Regions from separate parts of the Homo sapiens genome. Here region 2 is linked to region 1. Evidence: read pairs that join two places in POLR2A ChIA-PET (ENCODE). Cell type or tissue: CD4-positive, alpha-beta T cell. All regions are shown on one strand. Each heading gives the region's core, and the rest is flanking DNA. Links, peaks and the distances in the headings are about the cores only. Region 1 overlaps CRTC3 (CREB regulated transcription coactivator 3). Region 2 has its middle 7.8 kb from the start of CRTC3.

Region 1 (2,914 bases), core at 200-2,699:
TGAGATACTCACAGGAAGCTCTGTTGGGGGAAATCACATTCAATGACTGCTTGAAGTGGATTTAGTTCACCCACTGACCCACTGGTGATTGTATGTACTAAGTCAGATCATGCAAGAATCCCATTTCCAAACCACATTATTTTGGCCCTGCAGCCTTGCTGTTTCTGAATTGGCTTCAGTTCCAAGTGGTGGGACTGCTCTCACGGACACTATGATAAACAGCCCCAGGAAGCCTCCTTGGGGCTCTCTCAGGACACAGCCCATCGAGTTCCAAGGGGTCCTCTCTGTGAACCTCCCCAGCAGCTGTCTGTACCGTCCCACGCAGCACACCAGCCGGCCCTCCCAAGGCAGTTTCTGTTAAGGCAAGGGCCTCATTATCTCTCTCATCTCCTCGTTCTCTCTTAGACTCAACTTCCTCATGAACTTCCTTTTTCATTTGCTTGTACTATATTTTTGTAAGTTGTCTCAAACCTTTTAGGGAGTGAAGTTGCATACTATTAAATCCACTAACAAATTAATGGTTTCATAGAAACTTTTTTGTATTGCAAATGGAAAATATATTTATCTTCCATTTATGTTTTTAAATTGTTGTAAAATAAATATACCATAAAATTTACCATTTTAACCATTTCTGTGTGTACAGTTCAGTGACATTAAGTACATTCACAGAAACTCTCTTAATTAACTTCTGTGCCATTAAGCTGCCAGGTGAACTGATGCTTCCCTTTTCCCCTGGCCAGGATGTCACCGATGCCCACAGCCTGCCACAGCTCGGGGCTGGTAGGCTCCTCTCGATTCCTGCACGTTTCTGCTTCTGACACTGCTTCTACCCGGAGAGTTGTGTATTTACCAAGAGTCAGTTGTGTGATTCTCAAACATACTTATGTAAGTTTTGTTTGTTATTATAGTCATGTAATTTAATTAGTTTAAACAGATGAAATATGAGTATCAAAAGAGAGTGGCTGTTTTTATGAAAATGCAGTTGACTTTCAATTTATGCATAGCAAGTTACGTTTCTGAGAGTTCTGTAACAAAGCAGCGAGACTTTTGGGAAAAACCTTCAGGATAGTCCCTGAAACACGAACAGAAAGAATATTACTTACTTGCCACCTCCAACATCACAGGATCGAGGGCGTCCTGACAGGGACTGAATCTGAGAAGAGACAATGAAAGCTGGGCTTACTCGCTGTAAAGCCAAATTCAAGTTTTTGAAAAGTGTCTTCGTAAGGACCTTGAGGCTCTAGTGGGCGCAAGTGAGAGCTTGCGTGTCGACAGAGTCCTCACACAGCAGCCTTTTAGGTTTTGGCATGACTTTTTTAAACTCAAACTTCCAGGCCTAAGGGAGGCATAATATTAATACATTTTCCTAATTTGATGCCTTATCAATTTACCTTCTGGATTAACATTAAAAGACCAATGTTTTACACATAGAGCTTTTTACGGAGTTTCACTCTTGTCATCCAGGCTGGAGTGGCAGTGGCACATCTCAGCTCACAGCAACCTCCGCTTCCTGGGTTCAAGCGATTCTCCTGCCTCAGCCTCCCGAGTAGCTGGGATCACAGGCATGCACCACCACACTCGGCTAATTTTTGTATTTTTAGTAGAGACGGGGTTTCACCATGTTGGCCAGGCTGGTCTCAAACTCCCGACCTCAGGTGATCCACCCGCCTCGGCCTCCCAAAGTGCTGGGATTACAGGCATGAGCCACTGGGTCTGGACGACATAGAGCTTTTAAATAAACATTTCTTTTCCAATTGGCTTGAGAGGAAATGAAATAAATAAAAGAAAAAAGCAGGGTGAAAAAAGAAATGAATGTCAGAAGAAACTAAGCTATTTCAACTAGAATATAAGCTCCAGACGGACAGGAATGAGTATTACAAATCCACAAGAACCAAGGGAGATGAACATCTCTTTCCAGAGACCAGTCCCTGGTACTCAGGGAGGAGGGCACACCACTGCCCTCTTTGGTGGAGAAGACATAGTTATCCTCTGATAAAAGCCTCCACAACCACATGTGCCTCTCACAGCCAAAAGACAGTGTGGTTGCTTCTCCTGTGTTTAAATATGTAAATTTTAAATCATATCTCTTTTTTACTTCCCAAATGATTAAACATCAAATACATCTTGCTTTTACAAAAAGCCTTTTAAGACAACTAATGCTAATGGTGACTCTGGTAGACTTGGCAGAAGAAAATGGAACTGGGCCAAAGGGATCCTAAACAGGTGGGGATAGTTAAGTACACAGGCAATACAAACAATTGCAATAGAGCATCCTTAAGGGCTGGAACAGATTAACTGTTTTCTTTCAAAGTCAACACAGCTTCCCTCTGGGAAGAAAGGCCAAGGCAAGTACCGTGGGACCTCCCCTTTCTTCCACAGTGGGTGAGGTTTAGAGAGCCGAGGTGGAGGTCAGCTAGCACAATTTTAGATACAAATTCTCAAAGGCGCATGGAAATCATAGTAAAACAGATGACTTGTCTACTGACTCTTGGAGGACTCAGGTCAAATGCCCTTGAGTTAAAAAGAGCTATCTGGTATACCAGTAATTCTGGACAGAAGCTGGAGACTGGTATAAAGTGCTGGCTAAAAAAACAGAAAAATCTGCCTATGACTTACAACCAGGTTTCAGAGCTTTTAGCAAAACAAATAAGATATGGAGGACTTAGCAGGGTTTTTTTTTTTTTTTTAAATAAGTCAATTCATATGAAAATTAGTAAGCCAAGAGATCAATGTGCTAATTCATTGACACAAGCGCGATAATTTTTACTTGAAACGTCCTTCCCTTGTATATTCTTATCTCTGTTCTCAGACAAATCTTCTCCTTTTCCCCCAGTTCCTCTTGCTTTCACCTCTGCAGGATTTTTCAATGACCTCTAAGTACAAACATTCAGTGACAACAAACATAGCTGAGTAC
Region 2 (2,914 bases), core at 198-2,697, 97 kb after region 1:
GAGGTTGAGGTTGCAGTGAGCTGTAATTCTGTCACTGCACTCCAGCCTGGGTGACAGAGCAAGACCCTGTCTCAAAAAAAAAAAAAAAAAAGGATTAATAAGAACTCTCTGTGTTTCCCTAAAATTTCTTTTTTGAATAGCATTCTGTACTCATTTCATGGATGTGATATTAATTTTAGGTTACTTCTGTTTTTACTTTTTTTCTACTTTTTACATTGTCACCTTTTGTTTTGTCTGAATTCATTTTTATTTGTTTGTTCATTTTGATCTTCCTCTGCAGGCTTTCCTCAAACCTCTGGTGATCTTTGACTCTCCATTAGTCAGAGACACTAAATATGTATAGATTGTTTCTGGAAATAAAAGATTTTAAAATATATATGTGTATCTGGCCAGGTGCAGTGGCTCATGCCTGTAATCCCAGCACTTTGGGAGGCCGAGGTGGGTGGATCACTTGAGGTCAGGAGTTCAAGACGAGCCTGGCCGACGTGACAAAACCCTCTCTCTATTAAAAATACAAAAATTAGCCGGGCCTGGTGGCGAGCAGCTGTAGTCCCAGCTACTCAGGAAGCTGAGGCAGGAGAATCGCTTGAATCCTGGAGGAGGAGGTTGCAATGAGTCATGGTTGTGCCACTGCACTCCAACCTGGGCGACAGAGCAGGACTCCATCTCAAATATATGTGTGTGTGTGTGTGTGTGTGTGTGTGTGTGTGTGCTCTGTTTTGTAGCAAAGATCACTGATTGTCTCCCAATATTCATTCTCCCCTTCTTCCTTTTTTTTTTTTGAGACGGATTCTTGCTCTGTCACCCAGGCTGGAGTGCAGTGGCACGATCTTGGCTCACTGCAACCTCTGCCTCCTCAGTTCAAGCGATTCTTCTTCCTCAGCCTCCCTAGTAGCTGGGATTACAGGTGTGCACCACCACACCCAGCCAATTTTTTGTATTTTCAGTAGAGACGGGGTTTCACCATGTTGGCCAGGCTGGTCTCGAACTTCTGACCTCAGGTGATCCACCAGCTTCGGCCTCCCAAAGTGCTGGGATTACAGGTGTGAGCCACTGCACCCGGCCCCTTCTTCCTTTTTTAAAAGAAATCCTGAGCTTTAGCTGAGCACATCTAGGCCCAACTAAAGCCAGCTGAAGACTACATTTCCCATCCTCCCTTGCAAATAGCTATGGTCATGCGACTATGTTCTGCCCAATGGGGTGTGAGCAGAAGTAATATGGACAACTCTGGGATTCTGTCCTTATATGAAAGAAAAAATGGCCTTCTTTTTTCTCTTCTGTCTTCTCACTGACTGCCATGTGGATATTGTGACAGGATTGGGAGCAGCAGCTGGGCACAGTGGCTCACGCCTGTAATCCCAGCACTTTGGGAGACTGAGGCAGGAGGATCACTTGAGCCCAGGAGTTCGGGACCATCCTGGGCAACAAAGAGAGACCCCATCTTTACAAAATAAAAATTAGCCAGGGGTGGTGGCACATACCTGTAGTCCCAGCTACCCAGGAGGCTGGTTTTGGTGAAGACGGTTTTATTTTACCCTCCTATTTGATTGTTAGTTTGGCTAAGAAGAGAGCCTCCCTGGAAATGCTTTCCATTTAGATCTTTGAATGCATTGCTTTGCTGTTTGTGCAATGATGATGGTTTGAGCCTAGGAGTTTGAGGCTGCAGTGAGTTATGATTGTGCCGCTGTATTCTAGCCTGGGTGACAGAGCAAGACCCCATCTCTAAAGACTGACAGACAGAGCAGCCATCTTAGACCATGAGATGAAAACTATGTGTTGAGAATGCCAGCACAATGGTAGCAAAGTAGCCTGGGTCCCCAGCACTGGGGAACCACAATATTAGCTCTGGGCTGCCTCTGGACTGTTACGTGACTGAGAGATAAGCATCAATTTTGTTTAAAGCCCTGTTATTTTAGCCTTTGTTACAGGAACTTAACTCGGACCCATTATACTTAAATAGAAAAATTGTTATAAACATATCAAGATGTGGCTCACAATAGTTGCCTTTGGGAACGTAGGGACTCCTGGGCAACTTTTATCTTCTATTTTATACATTTCTAAATTATTTGCTTTTTTTTTTTTTTTTTTTTGAGGTGGAGTCTCGCTCCGTTACCCAGGATGGAGTGCAGTGGCGTGATCTCAGCTTACCACAACCTCCACCTCCCAGGTTCAAGCGATTCTCCTGCCTCAGCCTCTCGAGCAGCTGGGACCACCGGCGCGTGCCACCATGCCCGGCTAATTTTTGTATTTTTAGTAGAGATGGGTTTCCACCATGTTGGCCAGGCTGGTCTTGAACTCCTGACCTCATGATCTGCCTGCTCTGGCCTCACAAAGTGCTGGGATTACAGGCATGAGCCACTGCGCCCAGCCCTATTTGCACCGTATGTCCCCCAAATATCGGTATCTCTAGGGTTTGGTCTGGGTTTTCTTTTGTTTATATGTGGGTTTTTCTGTTTATTTTTCTCTCAGACAGGTCAATTTTCTTCTGCCTGAAGAATCGTCCATTCTTCTGTCCAGGTATGTAAGCCTGGCTGCTAGTGTTCTGGGAGCTAAATGGGAAGAGAGAAAAGAGAAGCTGCAGGTCTCAGTGTTTGATGTGTAGACTTTCTCTTAATCCCCCTGTTTTCAGATGGTACCTCCATCCCAGCTTTTGCCCTGTCTCACCCTAAGTGCAGAATCTTTCTGGCTCAATTGCCCCAGAGTTCACATCTTGTGTACAGTTAGGGAGAGGAGAAGTAGTCACCTAGCTTTGAGCAGTTGGGGAGTGGATCTGGGCATCTAACTGTTCCTTGCACAGTTTCCATCAATCTTTGTGCTTTCAGCCCTGTCGCTCCCCTCTTTTGGTGCCTCTGGTCCTTCTGAAGTTCTCGAGTGGAAATCAGCTTGCTTCTTATTAGCTTTTCCCCTTCACTTT

What was found. Peaks named below come from ENCODE experiments on the same cell type or tissue, not always from the same donor. Only the 100,000 strongest peaks of a DNase experiment are listed, where the experiment ranks them.
Region 2: POLR2A ChIA-PET joins it to region 1 with 5 read pairs; 6 of 35 experiments call an interaction of 5 or more read pairs at or near these places.

The regions. Positions count from the first base shown.
Region 1 is chr15:90,617,980-90,620,893 of GRCh38, reverse strand. CRTC3 (CREB regulated transcription coactivator 3) reads right to left here. Exons shown (of 15, transcript NM_022769.5): 9 at 1,104-1,153. CRTC3-AS1 (CRTC3 antisense RNA 1) reads left to right here. Exons shown (of 4, transcript NR_120372.1): 4 at 741-885. Among named protein-coding and RNA genes, the nearest start is that of LINC01585, 41 kb to the left of the region's middle. RefSeq lists an enhancer at 39-88. In CD4-positive, alpha-beta T cell, for the core only: CTCF peaks have their summits at 971 and 1,267; DNase peaks (open chromatin) are centred at 343 and 1,243; H3K4me3 peaks cover 998 bases; H3K27ac peaks cover 1,070 bases.
Region 2 is chr15:90,520,648-90,523,561 of GRCh38, reverse strand. No RefSeq gene overlaps it. Among named protein-coding and RNA genes, the nearest start is that of CRTC3, 7.8 kb to the left of the region's middle. In CD4-positive, alpha-beta T cell, for the core only: no CTCF peak of the experiment used is centred there; a DNase peak (open chromatin) is centred at 1,161.